Regions from separate parts of the Mus musculus genome. Here all the other regions are linked to region 3. The links are chromatin loops, found by intact Hi-C in ENCODE. Cell type or tissue: heart. All regions are shown on one strand.

What was found. A loop is a pair of places that touch in the nucleus more often than their neighbours do. Peaks named below come from ENCODE experiments on the same cell type or tissue, not always from the same donor. Only the 100,000 strongest peaks of a DNase experiment are listed, where the experiment ranks them.
Region 1: it touches region 3 in a loop (2.1-fold over the local background); 3 of 42 quality-filtered maps call a loop at or near these places.
Region 2: it touches region 3 in a loop (3-fold over the local background); 9 of 42 quality-filtered maps call a loop at or near these places.

Annotation. Positions count from the first base shown.
Region 1 is chr17:67,948,452-67,956,451 of GRCm38, reverse strand. The region is part of intron 1 of Arhgap28 (Rho GTPase activating protein 28); the gene reads left to right. Among named protein-coding and RNA genes, the nearest start is that of Arhgap28, 52 kb to the left of the region's middle. In heart, a CTCF peak has its summit at 3,912; no DNase peak of the experiment used is centred here; H3K4me3 peaks cover 462 bases; H3K27ac peaks cover 4,183 bases.
Region 2 is chr17:68,837,789-68,845,788 of GRCm38, reverse strand. Tmem200c (transmembrane protein 200C) reads right to left here. Exons shown (of 2, transcript NM_001206661.1): 2 at 2,651-5,465. The coding sequence starts at 5,365. The coding sequence ends at 3,452. Among named protein-coding and RNA genes, the nearest start is that of Tmem200c, 4.7 kb to the right of the region's middle. In heart, a CTCF peak has its summit at 3,959 (motif pointing left); no DNase peak of the experiment used is centred here; H3K4me3 peaks cover 2,798 bases; H3K27ac peaks cover 1,118 bases; H3K27me3 peaks cover 4,895 bases.
Region 3 is chr17:67,866,790-67,874,789 of GRCm38, reverse strand. It overlaps Arhgap28 (Rho GTPase activating protein 28), which reads left to right. Exons shown (of 18, transcript NM_172964.4): 7 at 1,625-1,767; 8 at 2,742-2,907; 9 at 3,010-3,101; 10 at 5,762-5,839. Among named protein-coding and RNA genes, the nearest start is that of Arhgap28, 130 kb to the left of the region's middle. In heart, a CTCF peak has its summit at 4,402; DNase peaks (open chromatin) are centred at 4,499, 4,539 and 7,899; H3K27me3 peaks cover 3,447 bases.

The DNA.
Region 1 (8,000 bases), 82 kb before region 3:
GGGAGTTACGTTGGCTTGAATGCTGGGCTTGTGTTCGTCTTGTTGCTGTTTAGTGCAAGATAAGTGAAGGTTTTGTCTTATTTCCATTAAAATGTTTAGGGCAGACCTAGAGTAGCCTTTCAGAAATGACTGAGCTTCACCAAAGTAGACTTCTGAGGTCGTGACCTAAAAGCCCCAGTCTCTCTGACAAAGACTTTCTATTCCAACTGGACAAGGCTCACATGTCAGCCAGGCAAAGGGGACTTGGGGATTGTTTAACTTATAGAAACTCATTTGTTTTTTGTCAGACTCCATAAAGTTGACCCTGAACACCGTGACCTGATATTCAGCCTCAAACCCAAGGAAATGCCTTGTGGATTCTTGAGCTCTTTGTCTGCCTCCCTCCTTCCTGTCTGGCACTTGGTGCTTTCCCTCGCAGATTCTTTCTGCCTGAGCCTCCCAGAATGCCATTCTGTGCCCCCAGCTGGAGGAGACCACAGTGCTCTTGAGTTTGGTCTCCCTCTGCAGTCGGAGCCTCCTGTCAGACAGAGAGAGAGCTGGGATTAACTCCCAGAAAGCCCTGCTTGGTCCCTCGTCTTTGGACCGTATCCGATACTTCCTGTGTCTAATATCTGTAAACAGTTTCTTAGACTTAATCTGGTTTCCTACTTGTTTATAGTTGAAGGGACAATCTCATCAGTTTATGAGGACATGCTAAGAGTCTTCTAGACATTAAGGCACCCTTGGAGACTCTCTACAGAATAGTGCAGGAGATTACTGCGTGCAGGATCAGCTGAAGTGTTCAGATTGAACCCAGGACTGTGGAGGCACGTCCCAGACAGGTAAGGGGTATGACAGTTGAGAGGTAAGGGGCGATTTGGGACTCTCACTCTTTGTGAAACCCTTTCCTACGTCATCTTTCATGTATCAAGTATGTGGCTCGGGGGCAGCTTGTGTGTTCAGACTCTTCCAGGTATAAGAAGGAATCCCCTATTGTACGACGGGTTTAAACATCTCTGTCCATTCAAATGTGTTCTGTTTGATTTTGTTTCTCTAAATCTGAGCTGTCGATTGGGGAATTTCTAAAAGTACTACGTTAAGGGGCTGGCGTTTATGATTTATTTAATTATTGCCACGACCTAACAAGGTGGTCCTTTTCATTCATGAAGAAGGCACAGCTCAGAGAGATTGAGAAGTTTGTCTGAGCTCATACAGCTGGAAGTGGACTTAAACCCATGCCCTTCTCACTTGGTGCTTTGCATTCTGCTTTTGAGACAACGTTGCATGTATCCCAGGCTGGCCGCCAGCCAGTTCATTTTCTAGCGGAGGATGCTCTTCTGGTCCTCTTGCCTCTGCCTCCCTGGTGCAGGTCCTTACAGACATGTTCCAGGAAGGCTCATTTTCCGTGGTACTGAGGATGAAACAAACCCAGGGCTCATGACTACTAAGCAAGCACTCTTCCAACTGAGCCATGTCCTTAACCTGTGTACTTGGCAAGTTTAATATCAGGCTGTATGTCCCTCCCTTGTTACATGCTACCTTTGTGCCACAGTGATTTCCATCTGTCTTCGTAGCATTTGAATCAGTTGTAGACTATGAAGGTTAACCTACCAATCTGTGTCTTCTGAGCACAGCCGAGCCTCTCTGCAGCAAGTTAGGATGGAGAAAAAGAGCAAGAGATACTGTCTCTGTTACTCGCCTTAAAAAAGAAATAGTCCTGCCCTCTTGGAATTAATGTAACAATTCAAATATTCCTCTGTGGAGATGAACCCCTCCGTGTGACTTTGTTTTCCCTGCTTTATTCCTTACAGGTTAGTTATTGGAGCCAGCTCGTAGGAAAGTTTTACCCACTATAAGGCAGCACACAAGAACAAGGAAAACCATTTTTTTATTGTGATGTGTGTGTACTTGGGATCTGTGGACAGCAGGCACAGTTCTGTGATATTTGTTCCTTTATTGTCAGACCTATAAATTCTCTTCTCCTACAAGACAGATCTTTATATGTTCTGTCCTGTAGAAGACATTTATTTAATACTAGCAATGTTAGATGTTCCCCAGTTATTGATAAATTGCATTGAAGTGAGACTTGCATAACAACAAAAACAGCCTACCAGAGTCTTGGCCGGCTCCCCGACTTTATCTTTTTATTCACCAATCAAATACGGTGGGTGCAGGTCTTGATTAAGTGTGCCAGAAAGGGGGCAGTAAAGGATTTCTACCGCAGCTACCTGGCCACAGAGCAGCATGCCAGGGGAGGAATGCCAGAGCTTCTGGGTGCTTCAAAGAGCCCCAGCCTCCCCTCCTCCAGCTCCAGGCTGAAGTTGCTGTTCTGGAAAAGGCAGAGTTAGTGCCTTGATCACCTCGTGGAGCTGAATTCACAAACCCTGTGCACTTTCCAGGCTGGAAGCTAAATGCAAGCTTGAGAAACCCAGCAACTGCTAAAAATCCATTTCAGAACTCCTTAGAGTCTGTAGTCAGGCAATTAAAAATGCCTCCAGCGTTTGCAGTTCTGAGCAAGAGGAGAAACTAGAGGAAGAAGAGGGGGAATCCTTTCCTTGAAAAGTGAGGTCATAGAGACAGACAGGTGAGAGCAGTTCCTTGTGGACGCAGAGATTCTTCTGCGGTTCCTTTCTGTCTGCAGAGGATGCAGCCGTCTTCTCACACATGACCCAGGTGCTTGCCCTTCTACAGAGGCGAAGCCCTGGCTTCAGTGGAGTCTGGTGTTATTTCACCACCTTCCTCTGTTCTTTGGAGACTTACCATGCTAAATCTGTAGGAGGTTTACGGATAAGATCGGACTGGTTCTATTTGGGAACTGAAATGACGTCATTCAGAGTCAGCAATTCTAAATATTTATTTTCCCACTATTACCACTTACAAGGACAGCTTAATGGGATTAGTCTCATTTTACATTAAAAAGCGGGAGCCTGAAGAGTCCAGAGGAAAAGAGTGGGCCAGGGAAGTTCTCTTCCTGAAGGGAACAGAGAGGCCTCCCGAGAAGTAGGGAACAGTGTGCCACATGACCTTTTCATGTGCACTCTGTGAAGAGTCGGATCTCTCTTAGTCTCTACATGAAATGGACAAATACCTAATGAAACCACTTTCTTCCTTACACGTGGATCCATGAATAACCATCAAGGAATTTGTCTGCCGTGACCTCGTCACAGGCAGTAAAGAGAAAACCTAAACAGTGGATTGTTTCATATGCCATCTTCTCCCCCAGCAAGCTTGTATCAAACATTAGTAAGTGGATCATAAGAGCCACAAGGGACCCAAGTCTTTATTCTTCATGTCAAGGTAATGCTCTTAAAAAAAAAATATTCAGTGAGTCTCCTGACACCCTCTCCGGGGTATACAGGGCTCAAGAGAACAAGCTTAGAGGTTTAACAGAAGCAGGCGTGAGAAACTCGAAGGTCAAGTTTTCTTCAGTGAGTTAACGTCTTTCTACTGAGCGTTGCACCTATGAAGGTCCCGTGTATATTCCTCACTTGACTCCCCAGAACAGCAGCCCTGAGTGTGGGTGGATTTGGGAAGCATGATACGAGCAAGAGACAGAAAGACACAAACTGCACAGTCCTCCTCACACACTGACCCTGTTGTATGTTATGTGCATGTGTGTACGTGTGCACTCATGTGGACAGAGCCTCACAGAAACTAGGAAGGAGACCAACGCAGGGCAGCAGGAGGTGATCAAAAAGGATGGGGGTGGATATAGGACACAGAGGAAAGGAGACGGGAAGGGGGCCAGGTCATAAGGGGTCAGAGGTGAGGGGGGAGATGCGCATGTGGGAAGGAGAATCACTAAAATGCACTGTTTAAAAATCTCAATGAGATCTAAACCTTCTCGCTAGTTTAAATCATAAAAATAAAAGTGAACGTACAGCTCTGATTTTGAAGTTGTTTTCAAAAGCTTTTCCTCTCACGCCCCCTGGGATTTCCTCCATGGAAGTGGCTGTGTGCACACACTACTGTGGCGTGGTGCCTGTGCGTCTCATATCCCATACATATTCCAGACATCTGAGATCTACTCTAAGATTTTAGAGCTCAGATTTTTTTTTTTCTTTTTTAAAGACTTTGGGACATTTGCACATCCCTGATCAGAACATCTGAAACTGGAAGCCCCGACCTGATGGGCTGCTCTAAAGATTCCAATTTGGGGGAGCCATTCAGATTTGGGGTTTCAGACAGATGCTCAGCCTGAACTCATGTCAGTCAGGCTTAACTGTCAGTCAAACACTGTGCCTGGTTTTGTCAGGAATGGCGCACTTAGCCTCTCATTCACGTAACTGATTTCTTTTCCACTCACTGACATGGATTTAGTGATGTTAGGTGCCAAGCACAGTTCATGGCACTGGAACTGTTCAGCTGGAGAGCAAGGGAGTGTCCTACCTCTCCTTAAATCTTCATGCTCACGGGCAGTTGCGTAGCATGCAAACAAAGTTACCCTTTTTAATTAAAATCATTTTCTCCTGTGCTGGGAATTGAACCCGCGTTCCAGAGCAAGCTAGACAAGTGCTCTACCACTTAGCTACAGCTCTAGCTTGTAATTTTTGAGAGGAAGTATGCTGGCTTTTAAAAATCTAGCTACTGCTGTCTGATAAGTCTGTAATAGTTAGGAAGTTAAGCATCATGCTGCGATTACAGGATGGTCGTGTGTGTGTGTGTGTGTGTGTGAGTACATGTGTGTGTGAGAGTATATGTGTGTGTGTGTGTTGTGTGAGTGTGTGTGTGTATTGTGTGAGTACATGTGTGTGTATTGTGTGAGTATATGTGTGTGTTGTGTGAGTACATGTGTGTGTGTTGTGTGAGTATGTTTGTGTGTTGTGTGAGTATATATGTGTGTGTACGTTGTGTGAACATATATATGTGTATGTGAGTGTATATGTGCATGTGTGTGAGTGTGTGCTTGTGTTTTGTAATCATATATGTGAGTGTCTATGTGCTTATGTGTGAGTGTCTGTGCATATGTGTGAGTGTCTATGTGCATATGTGTGAGTTGTGTGAGCATATATATGAGTATGTGAATGTAATTGAGTGTGTATGAGTATGTGTGTGTGTGTGCGTGTGTGTTGCTGGGGATGGAACACAGAGCTTTCTGCATGCCAAGCCCGGTTTTCCACTGATCTGACTTTCAGATGAGCCTAAGCATGAGACCTTTTACATTCACTGCTCGCACTTCTCACAGTGACTTTGCAGAGTAAGCGTTATTAGTCCCATGAACTCAGATGAACAACTTGGAGGTCCAGAAGAGACTGGATTGTGTCAAGATCTTAGAAGCTTTCAGTGGCAAAGCTCTCTGCAATCAAACCCTTACCTTCTGACCATAGGCGCAGTTTGTGTCTGCATTATGGCTCGGCACATATTGAATTAATCAGCCACAAATTCTTTTCCCTTCTACATTTCACATTAAAAGTCTGAAGAGAGAAACGCTTCTATATCACAAGAGATCCAGCTTTTGCCTCCGACTCTTACAGAACTTTTAATAGAGCCCGTGTCTACTTAGGGAAGGCATGGCTCTAGATCTCAGCCTTCACCCACTGCCACGCTTCTCCAGGTCAGCCTTCCTACTGCTAATTGCACTTTGAAAGTAAGTCTTCCTTGGGGAAATGGATGGAAGTTTGAGCTCAGACACAAACAGGAAGACGGTGAGGCAGGCAGCTTTTGTCCGGCAAGCACAACCTCCTTAAATAGCTGAAGCAAGAAGGGAGTAAGTTCTCCACAGAGCCCAGAAACTCTACTGCCCTTTGTTCCTAGGCCACAGGGCCCAGCCGTGCTTGCTTGTCCTCTGGGGACAGGGCAGCACTTGGTGGTGTGTGGAGAAGGCTGGCTGGAGATGGCTCCCCTGCCTCCAGGTCCTGAGAGCACAGCATGGTAGAGCTGTACTGTGCCTCTCTCAGAGTGCTGTCAACGAGCTTTTTTGCCCTGCTGACCGGTGGTAAGTCTTGATGCTTCTTCCAGCATCAACTCAGGCTTTGGATTCCTTTCTGAGGCTTTAAAAGGAGGAGCAGAGTTGGCTGCTAGGGCCGTTTGTGAAGTCCAGTTTCCAGTGGATGCTTTAGTGGCTCTGATGATAATCATCTTGGTAGTTTATGGGTACACAGTGTGATGATTCTAAGTTGTGATCTTTTCAGTCCCTTAAAGCAGGTTGTTTTAAAATTTGATGGTATTAATGTGAGCTGCTAATACTCGGTATAGAAAGAAACAAAGTAAATCTTGTTACTAATATGGAAGACTGGTTTCTAATAGATGTCTTAGCAGTGAATGCCCTGAAGGCTCTCTGTTGCAATTCCGGGGGTTTGAGGTGGGTGGCTTGAAACAATCTAATCCAATCGCTCCAGGTAGCTAATTTTAGTAACATTTACTGAAGTAGACTTGGGCCAGGTGTTCCACCCGGGTGGAAACACTTTTCTTCTCTAGTCAGGGTAACAAGCCTTTCAGCTTGATTTCAGTTCTGGGACAAAGGACATCACCATCCAGGAGTGGCCTTTGCTCTGGTCCCACAGAAGGTGGGTGGGTAGGACCTTCATTCTGTACTGCTCCACAGGGTAGCCTTCTGCCCTGGGGTTTGGGGACTTTGAGTTTGGACGATCCGTATCTGTTCCTTGCATCTGCCCTTCCTTTCCCTGGTCTCTGTCTTGCTTCCTGTGTGCAGGCTCCTCCAGATGAATTAGCACCCATGTTTACTGTGTCATGAAACCCAGGCCTAATGAGCGTAATTGCAGGGGCTTTCGATGCAGAAACACAAGCGCTGGCTCTCAGCAAACCTTCCCTGGTCCTGTCCGCACTGTGTATCGGCGGACACAGGGGCCAGGGGAGGCAGGACAGCTTGGGCTTTGAATTTTATTTCCTTTAAATTACTTTTAAGTCCTGTGATGGAGTGGGTTTTTTTTGTGGTTGTTGTTTTGTTTTGTTTTTTTAACTTAAATACACTATCTTTATATTTTAAGATCTGCATCCACTGTTACTTTGTTTTAAAATTGTTCTAACTTTTGCATTTGGTAATCCAAAAGTAAAGATCACTTGGACCCCACCGCACTTTCTTTTTGGAGTCTCTGGGAGACTCCAAAAAGTCCCCCCCCACACACACACACCTTGATGAAATGTTGCTTACTTTATAATGTATGCATTAGTGAGTGGTTACAACTTTTATCTCGGATTTCGGTCATAAACAAAAGCACCTGAGAATTACAGACCCAGGGTGCCGTAAACATTTCCAGCACGAAGCCTAGGGTGGGATTATTAGCTTGACTCCCTCATTTCTGAAAATAATGACTAGCTTTATAAATTCATTAAATTTAATGATTAAAATAATTTTTAAAGAAATGACTTGTGCCCCAGTGGGCATCTCCTAACCGGAGCCCTACCTTAAGTCTTTAAGCAATAATGAATTCGCTTCACATGTGTTCTTTCTCACAGCCGGGGTTCTGTGTATAATTACCACTGCCTTCCAGCCACTACCTTTGGACAGGTATCTGTCTTCTACAGACAAAATTTCGTAAAAGGCCCCTGCTAAACTGCAGGCTAAAGATTCATTAACTAGCAGTTGAGCTAATCCAAAGCAAAATATGACTAATGTTTAGATTTGGGACTGTAAACAAAGGACTTTGTATGATCATAAAGGAAGAGAAGCATGGGGTTGGGGCAGGACCACACTTAGCCACTTGGGGCGGGGCATCTTTTACAGATAAGGGACTCCAAAGATGTGGCACAGTCACAGTAGGGCTTATTTGCCAAGGTGCCGCCTGAGTCTAAAAAATAAATAAATAAAATAGCCTGTAAGCCGAGCTAAAGGAGAATCTGTGGCTCTCAGAGGTAAGGGGACGACTAAGTCAAGATTTACTGGAAGACCATAATTTGAGCTGCCTGCAGGACTGCAGGTTTTGTGTCTGGTTAGATTAGGGCTAGAACTGAGAGGAATGCAGTGCCCTACCCGGGAGCCTTCTGAAACTCGAGGGGGAAACAGTTAAGCAGAGAAGTGCAATGAGGGCACAGAGGTCAGGAGATGCAGAGGTGAGATGCTT
Region 2 (8,000 bases), 970 kb before region 3:
TTAACAGACTGAGAAACCCAGGCAGTGTTATGTAAGACCTGGAAGTCACACTTTGGGCCACTGTACTCTACTGATTACACATTGGATTTTTTTTAAAACCTAAAATTATTCTGGGAGAGAAAAAAAAAAGAAGCCCATATGAAATAAGTGTACATAGCATTGATATCGTTGGAAATGAAACTAATGAAGTGTTCATAGCACTGCCCATGTGCCAAACCTGATACGAGCACTTCCTAGGTAGATTAAGCCATTTTGTCAGTACCTGGTCTCTGTGAGGTAGGTCCCGCTTTAATTCCTACTGTATAGCAAGAGAGACTGAGAGGAGAGTCTGAGCAGTTCAATGGAGACCCCCTCACTCAGTACAGGGCAGAAGTTCAAAGGAAGAGGGAACAAACCTGCTGTCACTGCAAACAGCTCAGCACCTTTCTCCCACCATTGCTGCTCTGCCCTGAACAGGTTGATGTGGTCTTTCTAAATCTCCAAAGCTGTGTTTATTATACATAAAAGGTGGGGAATTCTATGGTCTGGAAAGTCCAAGTATCCTTACTGATTGGGTCCAGAGATCTCTGAAAACTTACATAAATGCATACCTATGCCATTTGCTGCATTCAAACACAAGCATTGGTTTTCTATCTGACTGGATCCTAGCATTTCTCTGCACATCTGTATGAGTGGCCCTGCAAGGACATCTAATAGGAAGTAAAGAAAGAAAAAAAAAGATTGAAATAGTCTCCAGAATTTCTAATCACATCCCATCATTCACCAGCAGGTCTAAATCTTTGTAAATCTTTGTAAAACCTTTACAACTGACCATATCTAAAGCCCTGGGCAAGCCCTCCATCCTTTGACTTCAGGCTGTTTCTCTGTGGTCAGGAAGTAGAGCTGCCACGCAGGTTCATTGATCTTATATATGAAGCTGGGAGATAAATACATGGACCTCAGTAAATAGTAAGAAAAAATTAGCATGGCTATTGCAGATTTGTTCTCTATAGTTGTTAAGGCTGTGAATCACCACAGGACATACAGAGTAGCACTTGATATTGAGCTAGGTTAGGTTGCTTAAGGATTTAACTTCAGGAGGCCTCTATATGAAATTAACATGGGCAATTAGTGTTTATGTAAAATGATCCAAATAATTAACCCATCAGTATGAGTAACTGCAGTCAGTCAGTCATTTAGGCTGAATTTTCTGGTTTGCAGGGGAATTTTTTATTCTGCCCATCCCTCCTTAGTTAAGCTAAGAGAGAATAACTTTATAATTTGTTATATGTTCTGGGGACTGGAAACAGCACTGAAAAATATCCAGGCCTTTTTTTTTTTTTTTTTTTTTTTTTTTTTTTGGTTAACTTTTAAATAACATACTCTCTAACAGTAGAATGAATGAAGATACAATGATGGGGGAGGGGTGTTGTACTTGTTTGTCTCTCTCATCTGTTAGAAACTCACTTTTGCTTTATAGAAAAGCTCAATAAATTAATCCAGAGACTCAAGTTATTAGCTTAGTGTGTATAGTTTGAGGAAACATTAGGTCCATTTAAATTTCATTACAGAAAGTTATATGGAAGTTTATGGAGCATATCTTTTGCTAAGTTGTGTGTACAAATATAAGATTGTATCCAGCATAAACCCAATACCCTGAATTTAAGTTAAGCTCTTAGAGCTGAAGGGGATCACAAAGATTACATCGTTCACCAGAGGCCCAAAAGGATTAAGAGATTTGTCTGTGTTTCTGCAGATAATGAATAACCACCCCAGATTGCAGAAGCCCCTGGGTGGGGCCTGGCCTTCTGCTGCAGCGGGCAGAAGATACATCACAAGGGTAGACATAATGACAATAGCCCCTGGGATAAATTGTATCTCTTCAGAAATTCCACTAGAGACTGTGCTCTAAGCCTGGCTTCTGCTCTCCCTCTCAGCTGTGTAGTAGCTTCCTTTAGAGCTTTGTGGCTCTTGTTAACCTCATCTTACAGATCTGAGGGCAGAGGTCTGTTTGTCTGCCCTTAAGAGTTCCACAGCTAGCAAATGCCATGAGATCCTTCTATCCCAAATCCATGTACCTTCTGCAGCATGGCGCGAGGAGCCATACGAGCACATCTGTCACCAGGTTTTCTTTAAAAGCAGTGGTTATGTCTTAGGCCATGAAGTCGCAGGTCACACTCCAAAGAAGAAGGAGCAGTACTGTAAATTGTTTTGTTTTCTGGCCTTGAAAACTGGCTAGCTGACAGATTGTGAACTATTTCAGAATTATTATAGCATGACTGTGTGGCTTATGTCAGCCAGAGATGCAGGAACATGGACCCCAAATCAAAATCAAATAGAGAAACATTCATGGGTGGGAAGGGAGTTTTTAAGCCTGGCATCCCTGTAATTTAAACTTCAGGTTAACTACAAGTATTATAGAAAAAAATATACTACTTATTCAAAGAAATACACAGGGGTCACATGCTTGCCTCTGTCTTCAAGTTAAAAACATACTGGAAATGGGTTGGCTGGCTCACTCACACCTTCACAGACGACCCTCTGTCACTCTGGGAGAAGGTGACTACAGTCTGAACAGGCAAATATTATATTTTGGATTTAGGAGAGAAATTGTTAGGGGCTTCCTGTGCTCTAGAACCACGAGAGCTCAAGCAAAATGAGGCGATATTATGTTTAACTGTTTGGGAACTTTTTATTAAAAAAAGACTTTAAATATTAATGTTATTTTCCATACAAGTGTGATAATACTCAGTAATGCATGGTGTACTTGGTCTTGTGAGTTTAAGAATGTCACAATCCAGTGTAGTTGCTGGCGCCCTCTGGTCTTCACATACCCTGGTAGCAAAATTCAAATATCCCTTTTAAAAAATAGAATCCTTTGGACAGCTGTAGATAAGCGTGGGGTGAGGCAAGGGGGCCCTCGTTCCCGAATACTCATGCTTTGGGGCTTTGACTCCACCTAGAAAGTTCAATTCTAAGAGAATTGACACAAACTCTTCTAGACTCTGCAAGAGGGCAGAAATAAAAAGCTTGTTATTCCTTTACAAGCAGCTACGGATGAAGTCAGCAGCAGAGTCCAGGAGCGAGGGAAGCTGGGCGGGGCTGGACAAAGAAAAATAGGAGTAAAGTACAGAGTTACTGTCAAAAATATATTATTTTGATCCTAAGAAAATTAAGAGAGTTTCATCTAATGAACTAGATTGTGATCTTTTAATACATTTGGTTTTCATCGAACGTACAATCACCATCGGACGTAAAAAGACGACTTTGTTTCTTTAAAAAAAATTGCTTGAGTTATCTACAGGAAGCTTGTGAACGTAATTCAAGGATAATATTCTGCAGCTCTTTGGATATTGAATGGTTTCCTCGGACCTGTCCACAGGGGAATCGGGGTAGGGTGGGTGGGTGGGGCTTTTAATGCAGAGTCCAGTGGGACTCTACCAGCGTGTCTCCTTTCCCTGTCCCGCCCTCCCTAGTTGGAAGACTTTTTCAATTCGGGGTCTTCTACTCCTGGGGTGTGAGACCTGGAAATGAGGAAGAGTTTCTCCTTGTTTGTAAACTGCCTCTGCACAGACAGAGGCTCCGCCCTAGTTGGCCCTGGACTGGGACCCTCGGGGGAGCTGTGCTCAGTACTGGGATCTGTAACATCCTCACAGTCTAGCCTTTTCTTGGCCACCACATCCACGACCGACTCTACAGAGGTGTCAGCCTCCCTCAGGGGGGTGTAGCCCTTATTGCTGCTGGACTGGTCATCCGACTGAGAACTGTGGGAATCCCGCCGGACGCGGGGCGAGTCCTCCTCGGGGCGCAGAGGGAGCGAGGGCGTGGCGGCTGTAGCAGAGGGGCCTGAGTCCAGGTTCTCTGCGCTCGAGGAGGGTGGGGGCTCGGGCGACGGTGGAGCCCGATAGTCCGGGAGCCCACTGGTGCTGCGGCGCCGCCAGGCCGCGTACCTGCGGGTCCTGGGCAAGCGGCCGCCCTGCCCCCTGGCGGTGCGTGCTGTCTTCGCGCCCTCGGGCTCCCCGGGCTCGCAGGAAGCCCAGCGCGCTCCTCCCTCGGCTCCCCGGAGGTCGGTCAGGCTCAGGTCCAGTTCTCCCCTGGGGAGATCCCGGGAGCCGCGTTCCCCGGGAGGTCTATGCCAGCTGCAGCTTGCGCCCTCCGAGTCCCCGTCTCTGTCCCGATCCCCTTGCAAGGGCAACAGGGCGAAGGCGCTCAGCGAGGAGCCCACGAGGGAGCTGGTGGTGCTCTGGCGCCCCCAACTCCCGGTTGGGCTGCAGGGCGCCGGGCTGCTGCCGCCGCTGGCAGCCGCGGTGACAGTGGCAGTGGCCGCAGCCACCGCGGCAACTGTGGTCCGGCGATGGCCAGCCCTACTGGAGCGCTCGCGGTAGATGCTGTACACGGCCTCTGTCAGACTTGGGGGCTCCCGTGGACAGCGCGGAGATGAAGCCAGGTCCGGCGGGGACCCTGCCTCCTGAGTCTCACCGCTGCCTCCGTCCAGCCCAGTGGGGTGGGGCCATGAACCCCTGGCCAGCATTGCAGCAGCCCCAAAGGCGTCCGCAGAGCCCGCGCAGCTGCCTGGCTTCAGCTCCAGGCCTCGAGATTGCACGTAGCTGAGAAAGCCATTGAGCGGCGCTGCCCCGTGGGACGCGGAGCCGGGGGCAGCCGCGGAGGAGGAAGCCGCAGCCGCGGCGGCCGCAGCAGCAGCTGCTGCCAGATCTTTGGCGCGGAGACTGTGCACGTCGATGACAGTGGAATAGAGGTCCCGCAGGTTGATGATCTTAGTTTTTTTGTCCCTGTTCTCATGGAGCACCGCGTTGGCGCAAATGAAGAGGAAGATGCCTATACCCATGATGAGGGGCCCGAAGACCTTTAGCTTGTCTGAGTGCAAGTAGCCTGAGAAGATTCGGAAGAAGAAGCCCACCGACGTGGAGGAGGAAGAGGAAGAGGAAGAGGAAGAGGAAGAGGAGGTGGCTGCAGATCTTGCAGGAGGCGGACTCCAGGGCCCGCCCACAGAACTGGAGTTGGCACCCCCTGGGGTCCCAGAGTGGCTCTTGGCTGGGTTTTTGTTGCCATTGCTGCTGTTGCTGATGGCCCCAATGCGATGGCTACTGCCCACAGGCAGTAACTGCTTGCTCCCACCTCTGTTGGCGGCGTTGGCTTTTGGCCAGTAGCCCACCACGGCCATGGCTATGCCCACCAATAGCACTAGGATCCCACAAAGGGCAATGAGCCCCGAGATGGAGCACAGCTTCAGTTTGCCTTTCACCACCACCACGTCGTTTTTACGCCTCTTCTTGGCTTTCCTCTTGCGCTTAGGGACCTGGCTGGGGGGCCGGAGAGGATCCTGCTTTCTCGCAGATATTCTCAGTAGGCCACCGGTGGCGATCATGGTGAACTGGTGGAATGCAAGGCTAGCCCGTAGGGCTGCTGCGGCTGAAGCTTGTGTGGGGGGAGCGCCAGCTGCCCACTAGCTGCTTGGTCACCTCCTCCTGCGCAAAGTAGAGGAACACAGTCAGAGGGTGCTGGGCTTGGCTGCCGGAAACCGCCCACGTGCCAGGATTGCCCCTGCCCCTGGATGGAACTCCAGGTGTGTCTCCACCCCCACCCCAAAGCTGTGTACACAAATCAAAGACCAGTTTGTGCGATGGAAAGAAACGGTGGTTTGAACCAGTTTGAGAAAAACTTTCCTCTCTCCCCATCCCATCCCCCACATGTTCCAAGACCCTCTATCTGAAAGCTTCCTGGCTGGCAGCCAGTGGGAGCCCTGACATACTTGTAAATCCTGTGGATGTGGAGACTCAAAAGTAATGTTTGAGGACTTTCTTGGTCAGAGCCTTTCCCCATACCCTACCCCTGCCTCTCACTGCAATGGAAAAGTTTCCCAAAGCAGGGGCCTCTGGTGTACCAGGCCTCTGAGCCAGGACATTTGCCCAAGTGGGGCCCAAAGTCACCAAACAGTTCTTGAAAGTTACTACTGTATAAAAAGAAAGGAATTTAGTTCCCAGGATGAGAGCGAAACGCCACACACGCACGGACAGGGTGGCTGACTTCAGATGACTGACACTGTTCATCGCCCAGAAAATCTAAGAGATATTACTTCAATACCAGCAACAGATCTTTCCACAAAGTTGCCTCGCGGCTACTCAAATCCTGGACCACTAGGCACGCAGGGGCTTCTCCCGATCCTCTCATCTCAACTTTGCAACATCTGGACAGCTTCTTGGTATGGAATATTTCCTTTTAGGTAATTGTTATGTAACCCAGCTCTTCCTCTGGCTTTCTCTCCTCCCCTGGAGGAACTCCCTTTAAAGGTATCTTGTGCTAGATTTCATCAGGGGATATGAGAAGTCCTCTGGACTCTCCCCAAGAAAGACCTTTCTCTTGTGTGGGAAAATGACAATATTAGAAAATTCGACCACAGTAGCTTTCTGACCCTTGATTAATATACCAACAGTATTCTACAGAACCCAAGTATTCAAATGAATAGGCAATTACCTAGGTAAAGCAGTCCTCATAATGATGATTTATAGGAAGGCATTTCCACAAAGAAAAGCTGTTTTCTCCATCCTTTCTCAGGAGGTCATTTTAGGGGTGGGGGTGAGGGGTGGGGTGAGAGAGAGGAGGCAGCAACCATGGCTTAGCTCTGGGGAGCTCTTTGGGTTGTTGACTATACAGTTTAAGCAGGAATAAGAACTGATGCCCATATGTGGTTATCTATCAAATGTTAAAAGTCCAGTCCTGCTGGGTCTTCAGAGTGCATTCTCTATGTTCCCTTCTATAACAGAGATGCTAAAAATTAAGGGCATTATGTTGCTCTTAAAGATGACCATCACAGGCCTTTGGACACACACACACACACACACACACACACACACTTTGCAAGGCAGTCCATGTAGTAGAATAGATTTGAAAATGTAAGTTATTTGGGTAGAATTTCGCTTTTAATTGGTGCTTAAGTGAGGAGCTATGACCCTTGATTCCTTCTGGTATATCAATCTGGTTATGATCTTTTCTCCACATGGGCAAGCAAATGGCAGTCAGGTTTTTTATTGTTTGCAAAGAACAATATCTCTTTGGAACTTGGTTGGAATTCAGTAAAGAAATCCTAAATGTTTTAGGGAGGTGTCAACAGTGAGACCACATCTGCAAACCTTTAAAATCTGGTTTTTAAAAGGTCCTCTACCAGTAAGTATAAACACCAAATATACCGGAGAAGTATATTTGGAGATACAGGAGAGTACGTACAAATACACAGGAGAGTAAGTATAAACACCAAATATACTCGCCCCACATGTTTATACTTATTGTATGTCGCAACATAAAATTTGCTGCTTTAGTTGAACTGTAGGCTCCAGGTCTTTAATAGTCTTGAAGTCTAGATTGGCTTCAAGAGACTTTAAGGTCTAGGCATTTTAGAAACAAAGCCAGCTTCAGCAGCCAGGGTGGCTCTCTGAAGAGAGATGCCCCCCGGGAGCTGGATGTCATGAAAGAGGCACCTTTCTGCATTCCTCTTCTGCAAGCCAGCTTTACATCCAGCAGAATATAAGAAAAGTTGGAATAGATTTTAACAAGGTTTACAGAAGATGTTTAAAATTAGTTTAATAGCTTCTAATTATTCCCTAGTTTATTATTCTTCCAGCTCTCTTGAAAGACGAACTCCTTTTCAGCATATCACGATCTGACACAGAATACTGACAGAGGTCAGGTGACACAGAAAAGCCCCCCCCCCCCAAGCTTTCCTTAGACCAAAGGAAGGAAAACAAACTTAGCAGTGGATCTGTCTGCCTTTGCAACTGGCTGCCTGGCGCGAGTCCTGCCTTGGTTAAGGAATGGAGGATGGGGAAATCAAATGAGGGATGTCTAAAAATACAACTGCTTCCAAGAGAGAGAATCAAGTTCTCTGCTCATGATGGATAGAACCCAGCATCAAAGACTTAGGGCCCCAGATTGTGAGCGATGCTGTGCCCTGCACCCAACCCAGGTCCTCGACCCCCGGCCCCTGGCCCTCAGGGCCGCGAGTCTCT
Region 3 (8,000 bases):
GCATGTGTTGAACTTGAGCAGCCTCTGGCACACAGGCTGACAGGGCTGGCTCTTCTCTGAACTCCCAGCACTAGAGATGCTCCGAATGGTATCCTCCTAGTCCAAGGCTGGGCCCTGAGTCCCTGCCTTCAGGATTCCTGTCTTTTGAGACATACACATTCCTCTCCTTGGAGATGCATAGCTTATACGTTCACCATCCACATCGAAATGCCAAGAGGAGTCGATGAAAGCATCCGAGGATTGATCGTGGTGATGGCTGCTCAGCTGTGACCTGTCACAATCCATCGGCTTCATTCATCCAATGAAGAATTGCCTGATGTGTGGATTGTTTTTCCAATAATGCTAAGACTGTAAATAAAATAACCAGGGGGAGAGACTTCCCAGAAATGTTTTCCAGTCCGTCTGCTTACTGCCTGGGGTCTAGTTGTAATCCTACCATCAGAGACAGACACCCACATGAGTGGCTCAGTGGTTTGGAGACTCTGCCTGCTTGGTTCCGGGTAGAGAAGACTGGATCCTTCCTTCCTGTGAGCAGAGCACAGACCTCTGCAGAAGTCAGACATCCTGACTCACCTCCCCTCTGCCACTTTCTAACTCCTCTGCAACCCTTTGCTGTGTCCCAGCTTCTGCTCATACTCAAAACTGGAAGGCATTCGTTTATAAACTTTCCACCCTGATTTTAATGGTGCCACAAGCAGCTCTTTCATTGATCTTACTGATTAATTCCAACTTTTGTCACTTTGATCCCCTTGACCTTTCGTCAGAAAAAGTGTTCTGTTTATAGCCCAGTGATTCTTTACTTCCCACATAAAAATGTTTGCCAGGCAGTGAAACAAAGTGTCGTGTTGAAATCCAACTCAGAAGTCAGAGTTCCGTGTTGGACAAATGGTTTGGGCCAAGGAATCATTTGCCTTAATTTGCAGCCTAGCCTGAGAAAGGCAGCTGTGGGACATTTCCGTCGTGTGACCCGGTCAGGTCCTGCTTGATGTACATCATGCAAAGATTCGGCCAATATCAAGTTATAGAAATCCAGAATAAGTTCCCCGAATACCTAGCAGTGGAGTCCACACTGAACAATCGTAAAAGGTGACCGTTTGTGCTTGTGAGAGTAGGAGGGAGTTTTTTTGTTTTGTTTTGTTTTGTTTTTTTAACATCAGAGGAACACAGAGAGATACATGTTCTTCCAGGGTTAGCCTCTAATCCTTCAAAACATTCATAACTAATAAGAGCTTACAGTGTTAAAACTTGGATTGGACAGTTGTTTCAGAAACTGGTAGAAATGTGTCCATACTTTTGTTTTGTTTTATTTTGTTTTTTTAGTTGTTTTTCGAGACAGGTTTCTCTGTATAGCCACGCTGTCCTGGAACTCACTTTGTAGACCAGGCTGGCCTCAAACTCAGAAATCCGCCTGCCTTTGCCTCCCGAGTTCTGAGATTAAAGGCGTGCACCACCACGCCCAGCTATGTGTCCATACTTAAGGTCAAGGCAATACCAGGTCACCCAGTCAGCTAGGCTCTGTTCCCCAGATCTCGGTACCCCAGCGTACCTTGTAAACATCGGTGGTTTGTTTTGCAGCAAACGGCTCAAGGTTGTACTGCGTCTCCTGTCTCTTGTTTTTCTTTAGATGATGATTATCACGGGAAGAACGTTCCAGCAGAGGCTGAAGAGCTGTCCTTTGAGGTCTCTTACTCAGAAATGGTGACAGAAATGCCTGATAGAAATAAATGGAAGAAGTCGGACATTAAGAAAGAAGACTATGTCTTAACTGTGAGTACCCCCTGTGGTCAGTCCAATACCTTGCTGAGAAGGCTTCTGTGCCGACGTGAGGGCTGTTTTTCCTTTTATGTATGTGTAAGGGAGCTGGGGAGGCCAGGCCCCAGCACCGTGTGTCTCCTGGGATATGCTTAATTGTGTTGTTTTATGTGTGCATACCGTGCATAATCCTGCTTACAGGACAGTGGTAGGTATAGGCCTTGTAAGAAGGCAGTTGCTGGGCTGTGGGGATGGCACAGTAGGTAAAAGCACTTGCCAGGAAACATCTTGAGCTGGAGTTTGACCCTCCAGCACCCACGTGAGGATGCGCATGGTAGAGCTCCTCTGTAACCTCAGAGCTCCTTGCTAAGATAAGAGGCAGGGTTCAGGGGAGTTCAGGGTTCAGGTTGCCAACGTTTATAAGCCAAGTAGTGTCACAGTCTCAGCAGCCAACATTATGGAGAGCCCCTGTCAAGTAGGATGAGAGACAAGGACTGACTCTGACACCTACATGCCTGCTATGGCAAGCCTGCCTACACTTACGTGTAGAAATGTGCACAGACACTCATCTTCTGACATCCACATGGCCTGCCTATGCATCCACATAGAAATGTGCACAGACACACATCTTTTGATGTCCACACACCTGCTACAGCAAGCCTGCCGATGCTTACACGTAGACATGTGCACATACACACAAACACATTAATTTGGAAAAGGGGGAGAAGGGAGAGGAGGCTGCTGTCACAGCTGTGATCGGGCTCTGGCTACAACCTTGACAGCTACACAATCCCACCCTTCAGGGCGCCATTTTGGCTCCAGTTAGCATAGCCTTGGTCTTTAGGTGTTCTTAAACAACTATTCATTGTCTCTTAGGTCCAGGACATTCTTTGTAGGTATTTTTCCATTAGGTTTTGTTGTATAAATTTAGTGTGTCCTGATTTCACTTGATTAAAAAAAAAATTGAACATCTTCACTGTGTCTTTTAGAAATTTATCATTCAGAAAACAAGATTTGGGTTGACCGAGACGGGGGACCTGTCTGTGGAAGACATGAAGAAAATCCGCCACCTCTCTCTGATTGAGCTGACAGCCTTCTTCGATGCTTTTGGGATACAACTGAAGAGAAACAAAACCGAGCGAGTGAGAGGCCGAGGTAACTATGAGACCAGGCTGCCCGCCTCAGCGCCGCCCTGGGACACGAGGACACGTTCCTGACTTTAGTGTTTTCTTCCTCCCTTGGCTCTGTTCTCTGCAGACAACGGGATTTTCGGAGTGCCACTTACAGTCCTCCTGGACAATGACCGGAAGAAGGACCCTGCAGTGAAAGTTCCCCTGGTGTTACAAAAAGTGAGTCCCTGGGCAAAAGACCAAGGAGACAGTGAGCTCCGAGGGCACTTGTAGAGTTAAAGTTGGGGGAGCCCTATTGAGGTCTGACCATTGCTTTTCACAGAGGGTCCTGTTTCAGGCACATGAACTGGAGGGACAAGCCTCGGGAACCTTTCCACCTTGGGAGCTGTTGTTGCATGCCCTGGAACCTTGTTACATTGTTCCTCCATAAGAACAATGTTCTGTCAGGGATGGACAGTGTTCTGGCTTCTGGTTGTTTTGTCCAATGCTGCTTGTGTAAACGCATGTGCTTACACGAATTTACACATGTTTATATGGATTTTTTTTTTTCAAATCAAGATAGGGTCTCACTTTGTTGACCTGGCTATACTGGAACTCACAGAGATCCTCCTGCCTCTGCCTACTAAGTGCTAGGATTAAAGGCATACCCACTATGCTTAGCTTGTTTGCATGCATTTTTGATTATTATCTTTATAGATGTGATTGTTAATAGTCTATTTGCTGAACTTACAAGTGCTTTGTGAGATGTATCAAAAGCTATGTTTGCCAAATGGGTGTATGCAATCATTTTATGGAGTTTTACAACTCAAATCAAGGTAATAAAGACAATATATACATACACATACACACACACACACATATACACACACACATATGTAATTTAAATAAAATATATTTGAGGTAGAAAATATATTGAGCATTTAGATATCAGAATATATCAGTTTTCTGAATCTGATGTCAAATTTTAAGTACATATAATTGATAAAAAAATAATTATTTTTAACCTAGAAAGCCAAATTATTATTATTATTATTATCATTGTTATTATTATTAGGTTTTTTTTTTTTTTACTTATTCACTTTACATCCTGGTCACTGCCCCCCCTCACAGCCACCCCCACCAACAATCCTTCACCCCACTCCTTCTCCCAAAGGATTTTTTTTAATATCTCAACTGCTGTATCTAGAGCTCTCTATGATTGCTAAAGAATTGCTTTACTTTTTTAAAGATCTAGGTTTCTTTTTCATTATGCGTCCGTGTCTCTGTGTGTGCATGCACACATACATGTAAGCCCCTGAGGGAATGAGAAGATGATGTCAGATCCCCTGGTACTGAAGCACAGGCTGTGGCAAGACTCCCTGTGAGGACTCTGCCAATTGAACTCGGGCCCTCTGCTTGATCAGGGTCTGTTCATAACCACTGAGTGGTCTCTCAATGTCCCACAACTTTCAAATATGGGTAACAACTGAATCGGCTTACCTAAGTCCTCACTTACGCGCAACAGCGACGCCTGGTGGCACACTTAACACCGCAGGCCTTTATCCTAGCCCTCCCTGGATTTTAAATGGTTTGTAAATGATACATAAACCCTGGCTGGGGAAACAGACTTGCTTTTACCCACACTAACAGTTCTGCATCCGCCCTCTTCTCCTCTTCTAAGTGGCTCCTGGCACCTCAACCAGAGCTGCTTCCTCAAGTCTGGTGATCAATTGACCACTGAAGGAGCAGGGAGGGTGCAGTGACAGAGATGCTGGCATCCTTTCTGTGCAGAGGGGCTGTCTGTAGGGAGTCTCCCCATGGGAAGGGCTGTACCAATGACGTCATATCCTGTGTCGTTAGCATGGAGAGGCCCAAGGGGCAGTTTTTTTTTTTTTTTTTTGTTTTGTTTTGTTTTTTTATCACTTTGCAAACACGGCAACTGGGGCAGAGGAGGATGAGCCAACGTAAAAGGTACACAGCGCATGCCCAGTCCATAAGTCCTTGTGAGCACATGCGCAGCCCAGAGTCCTTGAGCGCATGTGCCAAGCTCCCGGAGCCCTTGTGGGAGCGTGCGCAGTCGAGAGTCCTTGTCCCCGTGCTGCCCTTCCTGCTCGGAAGTTAAAGCACGAATGACGTACTTTGTCCTAAATGTCAAGGATGGATTTTGCAAAAATCAACCTTTAACCCAAGGCAATTCAGCACAAGCTTAGATGACATAGGTGCAAAACCCAGCTGGGTCCTCAGCCTCCCTCAGCAGGGGGGAGAGTAGTACAGGCAGGGTTGAGAGAGCAGTGGCTGAAGGTCATCAACACTGCCACCACCATCATGTCCTCACCGCCATCAACACCATCACCATCATCGCCACCACTACCATGAGTATTTAAGAGAGAGGTTAATTCTTACATGTCTAAGTCCTTAGTTAATATTCTAGAATTCTTTTAAGTTCTTAGGTCCTTTGTAACCAATGAGGGTAGATTTAGATGACATTACGTTCATGCAGGGTAGTGTGGCTGTAGACACATGGTGTGATTGAGCATTGGTTGGTCAACATAAGAGAAATGATTATCATATTTGAAAGATACAATTTGGAAACATAGCACAGTAGATAAGACAACATACCCAACAGAGTCCATGGGTAGGAGTTGATGTTGGGAAGTTACAGCATAGATGATCTAAATGGAGAATTTACTCGCTGGCAAATCAAAGGCAGTATTGACTTTTTTGGGCCAGTTATTAGTATTTCAGAAATCATCCGTGTATCAGGTTCATAGATTATTTAGAATTATTTCTTCTTCTTCTTCTTCTTCTTCTTCTTCTTATTATTATTATTACTATTATTATTAGAATGTTTGTCATCCTACAGAGGTATTTAATTTATGTAATTTATTGTCAATTTCTAGTTTTTTCAGAAAGTCGAGGAATCAGGTCTGGAATCGGAAGGAATTTTTCGACTCTCGGGATGTACTGCCAAAGTCAAGGTACTCAGTGATATCTCTCTTCCCAGATAAAGACGTGAGCTAGCCTTGGTCAGCGTTCAGTCGCTCAGGACCCGAGAAACACTTATAAAATAAAGTATTTGGTTGGGGGGCTTGCTTACAGTTTCAGAGAGTGAGTCCATTGTCATCGTGGCGCGGGGGCTGGGGTGGGAACATGGCAAGAGCATGGGAGCGTGGTGGCACTCAGGATGCTGCAGCAGTTGCTAAGAGCTTCATCATGATCAGAAGGCAGAGAGAAGAAAAAAATGGGCCTAGCATGGGCTTTAGAAAACTCAAAGCCAACCCCCCACCATGACGCACTTCCTCTACCAAGACCACAGCTACTTCCCGAGGCCACACCTCCTAACCTTTCTCTAATAGTGCCACTTCCTAATGACTAAAGCGGTCAAATATATGAGCCTATGGGGGACATTCTTAAGCCACCATGACCCAGTTCCAGTGAGCATCAGAAATCTCGTCTCTGTGACCGCCGTTGTCCCTTTGATAGTATGGCTTGGCTTGCCATAATACTCTTAAGTACTTCGGTTGTATGTCTCTTCCATGCTGCGATTCTTAGAAGCTAGAAGAGTGAAACATTGCCATTAAAACTGTTGCTTGTCTTCAGATTGGAGTTTGAAACACCCGGACCTGTTTAGGGGATCAACTTTTTTTTTTTTTTTTTTTTTTTTTGGCCTTTAGGAGTCTTTGAGCTTTTACTTCCATTGCTAATTGCTCACAGCTGAGACCCATTCTTAGCTTCTTCTTTGGTCAGATTTCATCTAAGAATTTGTAGCAGTGCTCCTAACCACTGGAGTACTCACTCAGCAGCAGCTCTGAAACCCCAGTTCCATGTATGGTAATGCCAGCATCTACATAAAACCGCAGCGCAGCAGTGTGAATTCCTTTGCTCTGCCTTCTTATACCCACACAGGCAAGCTCTACAGAGCAGTGAGGAGTCCTGGAGGGGCGAACCTTTTCTAGTAAAAGCTTTCATTGTGCTTCCTTTTGGGCACACACATGCCTACGTTTTGGTCACCCCAGTCTGTGGACACCCAATGATGGGCCTTGAAAAGAATGTGCAAGTGGTGGTGAAGAAATGATTGTGATAAGCCAATGAAAGAAAAGGCACAGGGGTGGAGAGGAATCCCTTCATTAATTCACTTATACTTGAGGGAATCTATACCTATGAGAAGGGTCAAGGTAGAAATGTTGAAATATGGTAGCATATTTCTTTTCCTTTTTCTTTCTTTTTTTTTTTTTGTTTTTTTTTTTGTTTGTTTGTTTTGTTTTTTTGTTTTGTTTAGTTTGGTTTGGTTTTTCGAGACAGGGTTTGTCTGTATAGCCCTGGCTGTCCTGGAACTCACTCTGTAGACCAGGCTGGCCTCGAACTCGGAAATCCGCCTGCCTCTGCCTCCCAAGTGCTGGGATTAAAGGCGTGCGCCACCATGCCCAGCCAGCCTGCAGCATATTTCTTGAGTGAAAAGAAATTAAGTAGGCTGTGTCTATTGGCTCCTCCAAAGCAACAATGGACTGGTTGGTAGTGAAAGAGAGCTGGTAGGACCTGGGCTATGGTACAAGCTTGTCACTTCCTCCCAACAGGGGAGCCCTGCACTGGGCAGAATGGTGCAAGCCTGGAGCCATCTACCTGATCAGTCACCGGCTAGCATAGGTGCTGGGCCTGACCAGCCGACAGAATCGGCCACCTGAGCCTCTTTGTAAATGAATGTGGCAAGTTCTCATTTGTAGGGATGTCTGAAGATGGGCAGGTTGGAAATTAGGACTCCATTCAGCAAGGAGCTGGTTAAATACTAACACAGTTTCATTTGGAAGGCTCCTGAAGTGAGCTTGTTTTGATTTATCGTGTTCCGTTCATAGGCACGCCTCTGGGGAGAACACGCAGTAATGAGGATAAAGTGTGGACTGCTTTGGTTGTCTAAGTTATCAGCTGAGTCAGAGACTAGAAAGAGAGCCAAAGAGCCAGGCTTCGCCACCAGAATCAAACTCCACGCCTCTAAGCCCCTCTCTGTGCAGATCCACTGTGAAGAGAAAAGTTTCTTACGTGCCCCGCGTATGATGTTAGAGTGGGAGTTACGTTTCTTCGACAACCCTTTCTTTGTGTGAAACCTGCTTACCGAAGGCTGATCACCCTTCAGTGTGTTCACTG